Regions from separate parts of the Homo sapiens genome. Here all the other regions are linked to region 1. The links are chromatin contacts, found by Hi-C or POLR2A ChIA-PET in ENCODE. All regions are on one chromosome and are shown on one strand. Each heading gives the region's core, a stretch centred on a gene start or an enhancer-like site at or near the end of the contact. The rest is flanking DNA. Distances are from core to core; before and after follow the strand shown. Region 1 overlaps LOC105379013 (a long non-coding RNA gene). Region 2 overlaps LOC105379013 (a long non-coding RNA gene). Region 3 overlaps LOC105379013 (a long non-coding RNA gene). Region 4 overlaps LOC105379013 (a long non-coding RNA gene).

Region 1 (2,531 bases), core at 18-2,517:
GAACAAAAAGCAGCTCTAAGGAAAGATGTGGCACTCTTCCAGGACATCCAAGCCCTGCCTCCTGCAATCCAACAACCTCGTTTTACTCTCTGTGTGGACATTACTACCAAAGAGGTCATAGAAGCTTCCTGACCTCATTTCTCTAAAGCAAAGGAAGGATCTCACCTGCTATCTAGACCAGAAACGTCCTTCCTAGGGATGCTTAGAGGACTCAGAAGAGTTTCAGAATAAGTTCTGGAAAGAGTTCTGGAAGATGTTGGGGCGTCCTGAGAGATATGTACCCCTTCAACAGGGGGCTGAAGATCTCATGGTAGTGCCTCCCCATCATTCACCTGCTCTCCTCCCCCTGACCACTATATGCCATCCCTAGGGTTCTATAAGCCACAAACCAGGTGGAGGGACCAACTACAGGTCAAGAGAAGCTCCAGATCTGGGGCTAATAAATTGATTTAGGGGTTTCACAATTGTTGATATACTCTAGGACAGTGATTCTTCCTCCTCCTCCTCCTTCTCCTTCTTCTACTTTTTCTTCTTCCTCTTCCTCTTCCTCTTTCCTTCTCACATGGATACAGATGTAAATTGAAGAACACTTTTCCTAAATCACTAATTTTCTCATATCCACATTCTGATTAGATATCGCATGGCAGGGACCTTTCTCCAAGCCCTAAGAATGAATAGAAATCTAGATTCCCTCAGAGTCCAGCTCAGGAGACAGCACTGCTTACCCAGACTCAGTGGCCCTGACCCAAAGAATACTCAGCTTTTGTTCCAATGGAACCAGTATCCCCCTTTCCTTGCCCTGGCCCACTGCACACCAGGTCTTAGAGAAAACAGGTAGATTGATTTCCCCATAGCGGAGCTGCTGGGAGAAACTCTAAGCCATGCTTCAGTGAATGGAAGCCTCCATCAGCACCACATCTCCCTTGAGAAGCATCTGGAATGATCTTAGTTATTGTCTTTAGCTATATCCAAGCTGTGGCCTTACCTGACTCCTCAACTTCTATCCTTCTGAGCCCAGCCTGGTGGCCATACCCACCTCAACAATCAGTGCCAACCCAAGTTCCCCCTTCTGACCCATCCCATCTTTCCTTTCCTAGGGCCGCTCTCAGCCTTCGCTTCTGATTTCATATACCCAGCCAAGCCTTTGTCTAGCCCACCATAGCTGATTATTCAGGCTGAACATATATCCACTGGCTCAATCCAGGCCTATGCCCATCAGGAAGGCCTAACCCCATCCGAGGCCCTTGTGCTGGCGCAGAGCCTCCAGTGTCTGTTGCACAATTTGGGCACCACAGGGAACACATGACTGGCATCCACAAAGACAAAGATGGAAAATATGAGCCATCCATTTGGCAACAATGTTGGCATCTTCCTAAATTCGTGCTGCCAAGCTCTGACCAGAAAGATCTTGGCCTGTTTACTGCCTGATGCAGTCAGTCCAGACTCAGGGTGGCTCAGGTCATGGTGATAGAGCCAGCTATAATGAGATTTAGACATGCAAGAAAAAGACAGAGAAAGGGATCCAGACTCCATATCAGACACAAGCTAAAGGGAACACTAGAAAACCTTCATGAAATCAAAGAGGGAAGGTTTTTAAAATTTAGTAATTGGCCAAAAATAAACGTTACGTTCTGCTTTTCTTTTTTATTTGGTTTTCATAGGAGAAACTGTTTTCTGTCCACATAAAGTGTGTACGATCTTTTTTCCAGAATAAGGGAAGCAGGAAAATAGGTGAAGAATATCAAGTAACTGGAGGATGGTGTGTGTTATAATGGGGGAACAGCTGTGTCATTTGCTGCCTATAAAGTATTATTAATAATTTTGTGGCCAAAATAATTTCATAAGAACTTTAAAGAGAAGACGGAAAGAAAAGAACCAGTGCATACATTGATCTCATCCTATGCTCCCCCCAAATCTTTCAAGTTAAGTGTTATTTCTCCCACCTTGCCAACTGAGGCAGCCTCAAAAAGGCTAAAGGATTGCTCAAGATTACAAAACTAAAAAGTGATTGAGTTAGGAAAGGATTCCAGTCCACCAGACACAAAAGCTCACAACTGTCAAGGATTGTCATTAATTTAGACAACTGTCTTCTCCCTAAAGTGTATACTAAAAGAAGTTTATCAGCATTCCAAGACGATGTCATCAGAGAGACAGCATGGTCAAGTTACCATTGAAGGAGTCCTTCCAGTCCATTTCCCAAAACTAAGAGTTGAAAGGTGAGTTTTGTAATTGGTTCGCTTTGAATAGATTATTTATTTTAAGCCGCCTGGTCTGATGATGCAATAAGCAGGGGAACAAGCTTGGTTTGAAGATAGATTTCTGATCTTCTGGGAAGTGTTTCTACTTTAATAAGCTTTGATTCCCCAAGGAAATTCCTAAAGGCATTCAGTCACAACCCACTGGGCTGCCAGGTCTCTGTAAATACACACATGCGTGTGTGCACACACACATACAGGAATAGATAATTTTGTAGTCACGACAGAGAATGCTGCTGACAGTAAGCAGAGAGGAAACTATTGGGGGGTAAATTT
Region 2 (2,531 bases), core at 14-2,513, 350 kb after region 1:
TTTAATAAAAAGTTGGCAAAAGACATGAACAGACATTTCATAAAAGAAGATATATGAATGGCCAATAACCACATGAAAAGGTGCTCAACATCATTAGTCATCAGACAGATGCAAATTAACATATGTAAAATACCATTTCAACCCCCACCAGAATACCTAAAATTTAAAAAAATACTTGAAACACAAAATGTTGATAAAGATGGAAAGCAACAGGAACTCTGATAAGAAGGTAGAGTAGTACAAGTTTGGAGAACTGTTTGGTAGTTTCCAATAAAATGAAGTGCATGTCTTAACTTTATTAGTAGTAGAAAATTCTAATCCTAGGTATTTACCCTGGGTTGGGGAAGCAGGGAGGGACACGTCCACAGAAAGATTTGTGAAAGAATATTCATTCATAATAGCCCAAATTAGAAACAACTCAATGTCCATCAATAAGAAAATTAATACACAAATTGTGGCATATTCATGCATTGGACTACTACTCAGCAATAAAAAAGAATAAACTACAGGGCAGGCACAGTGGCTCACGCTTTAATGCCAGCACTTTGGGAGGCTGAGGTGGGTGGATCACTTGAGGTCAGGAGTTCAAGACCAGCCTGGCCAACACGGCAAAACCCTGTCTCTACTAAAAATACAAAAATTAGCGTAAGCATGGTGGCGCACAGTAGCTGTAGTCCCAGGTACTTGGGAAGTCCCAACTACTCAGGGGACTGAGGCAGGAGAATCACTTGGACCCAGAAGGCAGAGGTTGTAGTGAGCCGAGATTGTGCCACTGCATTCCAGCCTGGGCAACAGAGCAAGACTCGCCCTCAACAATAAAAAAATGAACTACTGATTCATGTGACAACATGGATGAACCTCAAATATATTATGTTAAATGAAACAAGAAGAAAGAAAGACAATCAGCTGCGGGAGGCAGTGTTAGGGCATTACTTTATTTCTGAGCTTCTCTCCTTGACTAACCCCAAGGCCAAAATAAGTAAAGTGAATTCATTAGTAAGCATGTCTAACACCCAACCAATACCATGTGTTCCACCCATTCAGAGCTTTGGGATGTCAGGAATTAACCCCCAGTGGGCATCACTCATCAAGTATTAATTACAATTGCTGCTTGCTCAGATTTTTCTGGAGATAGGATAGGACAGCCCAGATTTCATCCAAATCCCAGAGGAACATTTCCTCTAGAAACCGGACCCTGCCACATCAGACATGACAAGGCTTCCAAGCAGTGGACAAGGCAACCATCCAGGAGACTGGCAGTCACTGGCTGGCTCTGCCAACACCCCATGCAGCTGTCAGCATGACAGGACAGAAAGGGGCAGCCCTCCTACAGCCCCCAGCAGAAGCCACACATTGTATGGTGGGGCAGGAGCCACTGGAAGCAGGACAGGGCTATTTCAAACTATGAATTGGGAGCAAACATGGCAAATTGTGGCCTCATTCCTAAGCAGGAGCAAAGTCATTCTGGTTACCAACAGTGCCCAGCCCCACTGCCAAGATTGCATAGGCTTTCAGTGGGAAGAGCCTTCTGCTTGGGGTTTTAATGGCCCCTAAGAAGGTGAAGGAAATAGGCTAAGAGAATGGTCAGCAGGTTTTTTCCTTGCTGTCCGGGGAACACAAACAATGCCATTACTAGACTCCTTGAAAGGGAAATGGCCATCCAGGTACCCCTTCCTGAACCCAGGCCTGGGGCCTCAGGCCTGCTGGCCAGTGGGCAGCCTGCTCAGTGTGCTGCTTCCAAAGCAGTTTCCAAGAGCAACTGAAAGCTACAGCATGGGTGAGCCTGGAAGACATAGCACTCAGTGAAATATGCTAGTCACAAGAAAGGACACATGCTGCATGATTCCACTTATACAAGGTACCTAGGAGAGTCCAATTCTTAGAGACAGAAAGCAGCATGGTGGTTGCCAGGGATTAGGGGTAAGGGTGGAAGGGGATGGGGAGATATAGTTTATTGCCTATGGGGTTTCAGTTTGGGAAGATGAAAAAAATTCCCAGAGATGGGTGTTGGTTGTACAATAATGTGAATATATTTTATGCCACTCAACTGTACACTTAAAAATGGTTTACATAGTAAATTTTATGTTATGTATATTTTACCACAATTTTCTTTTAAAAAGTAGCTGGGGAAGGGATATTCCCAATCATGTCTCCCATGCTATGAGGTCATCTTGTCCATCAGTTCTGCTCCTTGGACTGTGTCCTGACCCAGGTCTATACGTAAGCACAACTCTAATTTTTCCAGAATGTGCATTTGGGCTTAGAAAGACCTTTCTTCCTCATCCTTCCCCCAGCATACCGCCTCATCACACACCTATCAGGGAGGTGAGTTGGTCAGTAGAATTATACTGAAGGATTAAGTCAAAATATTTAAAAAAAAAAAAAATTCAGAGAGGTGATCCTGACCAAGATAGCAGGAAGAGGGAGGTAGGTAGCCATCCCTGGGTGGTGTAGCCAATAATGTTTTCCTACACGACTCCTCGTTCCACTACCTCCTTTCCTCACCAGATATTTCTTCCCCAAACCTGGCC
Region 3 (2,531 bases), core at 20-2,519, 280 kb after region 1:
TGGCATTTCATAGAAAGATCTAGAAAGCAATGCCGTTTCAGTTTGCATGTCATAGAAGCAACTCCTCTTCAGCCTATATGTCATGTTTTCTGTTTTATTTCTCTCGTTTTCTTATACCAGCAAATTGTCATCTGCTCCCGATGTTTATCCCCTATTTAAAGACACAGTAGCAGTTTGTGAAGCCAGCAGTTCTCTGCCAATGCTGTCACACACACTCCTGTTCCCCCCAGGTCTGTGGCTCTGAAGGCCTGATCTTCAACAAGCAGTGACACAAAACCACTACTGTTCCATCCAGAGGGAGTTGCTGCTGTGCAGCGCATGTTACAGGATCAAGCCCCAAGTGAGGAACATAAGAGAAATCATAGAAGGCAAGTAAAATAGAAATGTGTTCCTCATGCAAACACTCCAAGCAATTAAAAATAAAATGAAGGAAAGCATGAACTAAAATAGAAAACTGTAGTGATGGAACACTTTTGAAATCAAAGATCGTGCTTCTTTCCTTACTCTCTGGAACTCTAAATCATTACTTAGGTGAATTTATGTCTGTTTTCAACATTTCTGTTAAACACGACAAAGAGCTGGACCCTAGTTGCTGGTTGCCAGGCAGGCTACACCCCAGAAGGTCAGAATGCATAATTAATCCACGGGAGGCTGCAGGAGATTTGTTATCTGGGAGCCTTTAGGTTCCCCATGCACAGACTTCTGCATGCCAGAGCAGGTTGCACCTAATAAAGTTTTCAAGGTGATTCTGACTTTCTTCACCACTCCTCACCCCCAGCTTCCTCCTAGGCATTTCCAGCCTACTTATCCCAATATTTCAGGAAAGGCACGATCTCCTTCAAACACCACACCCTCTCCTCAAACATTATCTGCAGAAACAAATTTGAAATTACATTATAAATTACATCACCACTTTGTGCAGATTACAGACCCAGACAACAATTTCCCACATGGGCCAAGGTGATCCAGGGAGCCTGGAGTACCAGTCTGTCCAAATTGGAAGGGGGCAAGACCTCTTGGTGAGCAGATGCTCTGCCCAGCAGATCTAGGAATTCTGTTTCATTTTTAATTTTTTTGCCTTTAAAAATGCAGATAGGAATATCAGACCTAGAAGTTTTCTGTGCTGCACAATTTATGCCAGCTCATTACCTCCTGCTAGACTCCAAGGCTTTGTAACGGAAATTGGCTCTGATTTCTGAGATGGGCATTACATCATAGTCTTCTTTTAGCACATTATGTCATCCCTGCTGAGGCGCATTATCTAGGGTTGGCTCAGCAGTAGCGATTTTTGTGGGCCGACTGCAGTGTTCCAAAAGAACTGCTGGGAACCACAGATTGAAATCTGAAACATTTATCTTCTAAAAAGCTGAAAAGGGGGAAAGATGTTCACACTGGACCCCATTTATTTTCCTTAACCCTCTCCTGTCTCAGCTCCCTTTATGTTACATTGCAGCAAATGCCCATAAACAATATGCTGAGTCCGTGCAGGAATGATCATTTTGAGGTAACCACCATTAAGGATGCCTAAAATATTGCTCCCTAGAAAGGGCTGATATATCTGATACTTGCCATGGTTGTATCTCAGGGCATGTTACAAAATGCTTAAAAGATATCACCTGGCACTCATATTGATAACATAGAACTTCTTAAATCTTGGGTTAAGAAAAGAATTTCTTTTCATGATCAGTCTATAAATGCATGTGAATGAAAACTATATGTACACATATATACATGCTTATCCTTCTGACCGTGTTGCAGCAACAAAGGCAAACTTCTAGAAGGTTTATATGAGAAATAATTTTTACGCAGGAAACTGAGCTGATATTATCTCTTCTCACTTCAACCATGAAATTAGAAGCCCATTTTGTATCTCTCCATCCTAGGCAGGATTAGAAACCATTGCACAGAGGGAATAGACAGGTGCTTTTAGGATAAAGCAAAGATATTCCCAAACCCCAGAGAATCCCAATACCTCTCTCATCACAAAAGCATAATTATAAAAAAAAAAAGTCTCAAAATACCAAAAGGAAATGGGATACATTCAACCATGACTAAAGTACAATTCATCCCTTATACACCAACTAATGAGATTCATTGGGTGGGGAATAAGTGCTGGGGGAGGGGCTAGAATGAAGGGCATGATGTTCCTTTCCTCCACCCATCTATGTGCAACTTTTTCACTCATTTTTAAATAGTGAGTATTTTCATGTTGTCACTTTTTGTAGCTCTAAAATGGTAGCCACATTCAAGCAAACAACCTCATAATTAAATTGGAGATGAGTAAAGTTATCATTTGGCCCAGCCTAAGAGTCTAGCCTTGTTCCTATTCCAATTAAAATGATTTTTCATCATGTTCAATTCTAGTGTACCCCTGCCATGGGTCATAAAGCAAGATGGCAGTCTTCATTCTTTTACTCAGTCCATGGCAAGGCCCTGTGAGCAGTCCCTGCATTCAAAAAGGAGTTGGGACCACTGGCCCCGCGCTCAAGGTAAAAAGTTACTTGAGTGACATTTTGCATCCTACTGACTCC
Region 4 (2,531 bases), core at 24-2,523, 260 kb after region 1:
ACACACACACACACACCAGATACCCCTGAGAAGTGGCAGTCCTGTTGTGTAAGCTAACACAATTGGCCAGAGCATTTTCTTATGCTATCCAGTCTTTCAGTTCCCATCTCTTACCTTCTAATTATACTACCTCCTATTATAAATAAGTCTTTTTTTGTAGGGTGTCAGGAACTAGTAGACTCTTGCCAGCCCCATTAGCCATCCATATTTAGATCCTTTAATCTTTCCTCTAATCTGACTCCCTGAGTCCCCCTCCCCTTCGACTACCCCCTCTCCTTGTCCTTCTCCAAATTCCTTAAGATTCTATGCCCCTAACTCAAGCTTTACAAAATCAGAGTGATATTCCAGATGCTTGCTCACTGAGAAACTGAGAGACCAGCTGTCACCTCTGCTTTCTGTTACTCTGTGACTCAGGGTATGGTCCCAAAATAGGTCTGGCCTTTCATGCTGCCTTCTCTCATTGCAGTCTGGCTTCACCTTACCTGTCCACCATCACCCCAGTTCCCCTTTAGCATTCCTGCTTTCCAGGTTTCTCTTCCCCATGAAGTGAACATGTTTCAGTTTATTTCCATTCAAACATGAATATGCCACTGGTCAGCACTCTCAGAAAGAATGTGTCTTACTTTCACCCTGGTTTGGAATTAGCCCAAAAGTCTCCATGAACATTTCTACCAAAGGAGCTCTTATTTATAAGGCCTTCCAATCTGGAAAGAGAAAGCAAGAAAAAAAAATTATGATTTTAGACTCCATTAGTACTTCTAACAATTTTCTGGAGAAAGTAAAATAGCATTCCAGGAGGATCTGCCTCAGAAAAAAATTTGATGGGCTTATGAAGAGTGACTGTGTACCACCCTGGAGCTAAGGAGAGGAAGCTTTTCCCTACTAAAGTAAATTTCCCTGGGCTTACATGGAACGGCACAGTCATGGGCTTCATGGTGCTTTGTTGCTTGGGAACCCTGCTTTCTTCCCTCCTCCTCCCCCAGAATCTGTCCTACTCTCCCTTCTGGGAGCTCAGCTACGGCAGGTGGCAGGAAGGGTGTCCATGGGGACTGAGGAGCCCCACCCTCCTCCAGGAAAGTGCAGGGGCCCACGCTGTGCCCTGGGGAAGTCCAAGAGGCCCTCATCTCAGGAACTCCCAAGCCCACAGCACTAATCCCCACAGCTTCAAGAGGAGAGAACATTCCTATTTTAAGAGCTCCTGGGTAACGTTGTGCTCACTGAGGTCTGAGTCACTGCTCTTCTTTAAAGTTTTTGAAAGAAATCTATTTCTCAGCCATTAGCTTTGCATGTTTTTTTTTTCTGCCTCAAAGATCAATTGGTTTACCACAAAATGTAAAGAGAGTTAGTGAAGCAATGGTAACCAAGGAAGCTATGGTGTCTAGAAGTGCAATAACAGACAAGGGCAGAGCTAAGAGTTAAATAAGATCTAAAAATAAGTCACTAACTATACCCCACTTCCTGTAACATACAATACACAGGTACCTAGGAGAGAAAACCACTCACAGTTCAAAAGAACACATAAAGAACACTGCAATTAAACACAGCCCACCCTGACCCAAGTATCACCATCTCCTTAATTAACAATCTTGTAAGCAATGAGGATATTTCATTGTAAGCTTATTTGTCGTTATGATGCTTGAGAATATAGAACCACCATATCAGCCATTACAGTAATTACAAAAGAAGGTCACATCACAACCACGGCATTTGTTACCCGTTGTATAAACCACTGCAAGGTGAATGTGAGTTTTTCCACAGAGTTTGCCTGCAAGAAAAACCATGTATTTCTTCCTTATCAGCAAGCTACTGTCTAAACAATTTAATGTTTTCACATTACCATCAATAATAAAACAGCTAATGTTTATTGTACCTTTATACAATAATCCATTATTACCTCATTTAATCATTACAACAACCACATGAAGCATCCCCTTTTTACAAACAGGAAAACAGAGGTAAAAAGAGATAGAGTAACTTGACCAAACCAATCCCCGTTAATAAGTGTTGAAGTTTAATTTCAGATTTTCCTAGCTAGTCACCTCAAGAAATTAATCACATTTGATACGGTTGTTTACAATTCAAAATTTGAATGCCATCAGTTCCAACTTTATTTTAATGGCCAACTTTATCTTTCCCCCAGCTAGTTAAGCTGATTTTTCACATATGTAAATGACTTCTATTAAAATTCAGTTTGTACTCTTTTCTCAGACTTCTATATTTAATATCACATTTTGGGTGTGGCTCAGCAAAAAATGAAAGTAACTGGTTCAGAAAATAAACACCCAGTTTCCTCTTCATTCTTTTTCCTTTGAGAAAAAGAGTAGCCGGATCTAAATAGAATGACCCTGGCCCCAAGTTAGAAGTTTCCAATTCCTTGGGACTCCCTTGGTGTCTGCATTAGTTTGCTAGGACTGCCATTAATAAAGTACCACCTACTTGGCGGCTTAAACAACAAAAATTTACTTTCTCACTTCTGGAGGCTTAGAAGTTCGGCAGTGTAGCTTATTTCTGAGGCCTCCTTCCTTGGCTTG

What was found. Hi-C counts contacts between places; a loop is a spot of excess contacts on that map. ChIA-PET counts read pairs that join two places held with the same protein, here RNA polymerase II (POLR2A). Pooled maps may share reads with other maps.
Region 2: a map of psoas muscle shows a loop between it and region 1 (3-fold over the local background). The contact joins two enhancer-like sites. A Hi-C loop is called at or near these places in 1 of 168 maps with a recorded cell type or tissue (psoas muscle) and 2 of 50 pooled maps.
Region 3: a loop to region 1 is called in a map of dorsolateral prefrontal cortex, with 2.1 times the contacts of the local background. The contact joins two enhancer-like sites. A Hi-C loop is called at or near these places in 7 of 168 maps with a recorded cell type or tissue (A673, GM12878, K562 and 4 more), 13 of 37 single-sample maps with no recorded cell type and 14 of 50 pooled maps.
Region 4: a pooled map shows a loop between it and region 1 (2.2-fold over the local background). The contact joins two enhancer-like sites. A Hi-C loop is called at or near these places in 1 of 168 maps with a recorded cell type or tissue (gastrocnemius medialis), 9 of 37 single-sample maps with no recorded cell type and 12 of 50 pooled maps. POLR2A ChIA-PET finds 5 or more read pairs at or near these places in 1 of 52 experiments (activated naive CD8-positive, alpha-beta T cell).

What each region holds. Positions count from the first base shown.
Region 1 is chr5:68,448,249-68,450,779 of GRCh38, forward strand. All of the region lies in intron 3 of LOC105379013 (a long non-coding RNA gene), which reads right to left. Among named protein-coding and RNA genes, the nearest start is that of PIK3R1, 230 kb to the left of the region's middle. Within about 2 kb of position 1,268, at least 7 of the 41 ENCODE cell types and tissues checked have a DNase peak (open chromatin) inside an H3K27ac peak, as active enhancers do; they include gastrocnemius medialis, where a contact is called at or near this core.
Region 2 is chr5:68,797,893-68,800,423 of GRCh38, forward strand. The region is part of intron 2 of LOC105379013 (a long non-coding RNA gene); the gene reads right to left. Among named protein-coding and RNA genes, the nearest start is that of LINC02198, 230 kb to the right of the region's middle. Within about 2 kb of position 1,264, at least 2 of the 41 ENCODE cell types and tissues checked have a DNase peak (open chromatin) inside an H3K27ac peak, as active enhancers do.
Region 3 is chr5:68,729,667-68,732,197 of GRCh38, forward strand. The region is part of intron 2 of LOC105379013 (a long non-coding RNA gene); the gene reads right to left. Among named protein-coding and RNA genes, the nearest start is that of LINC02198, 300 kb to the right of the region's middle. Within about 2 kb of position 1,270, at least 6 of the 41 ENCODE cell types and tissues checked have a DNase peak (open chromatin) inside an H3K27ac peak, as active enhancers do.
Region 4 is chr5:68,710,323-68,712,853 of GRCh38, forward strand. All of the region lies in intron 2 of LOC105379013 (a long non-coding RNA gene), which reads right to left. Among named protein-coding and RNA genes, the nearest start is that of LINC02198, 320 kb to the right of the region's middle. RefSeq lists an enhancer at 1,482-1,531. Within about 2 kb of position 1,274, at least 8 of the 41 ENCODE cell types and tissues checked have a DNase peak (open chromatin) inside an H3K27ac peak, as active enhancers do; they include gastrocnemius medialis, where a contact is called at or near this core.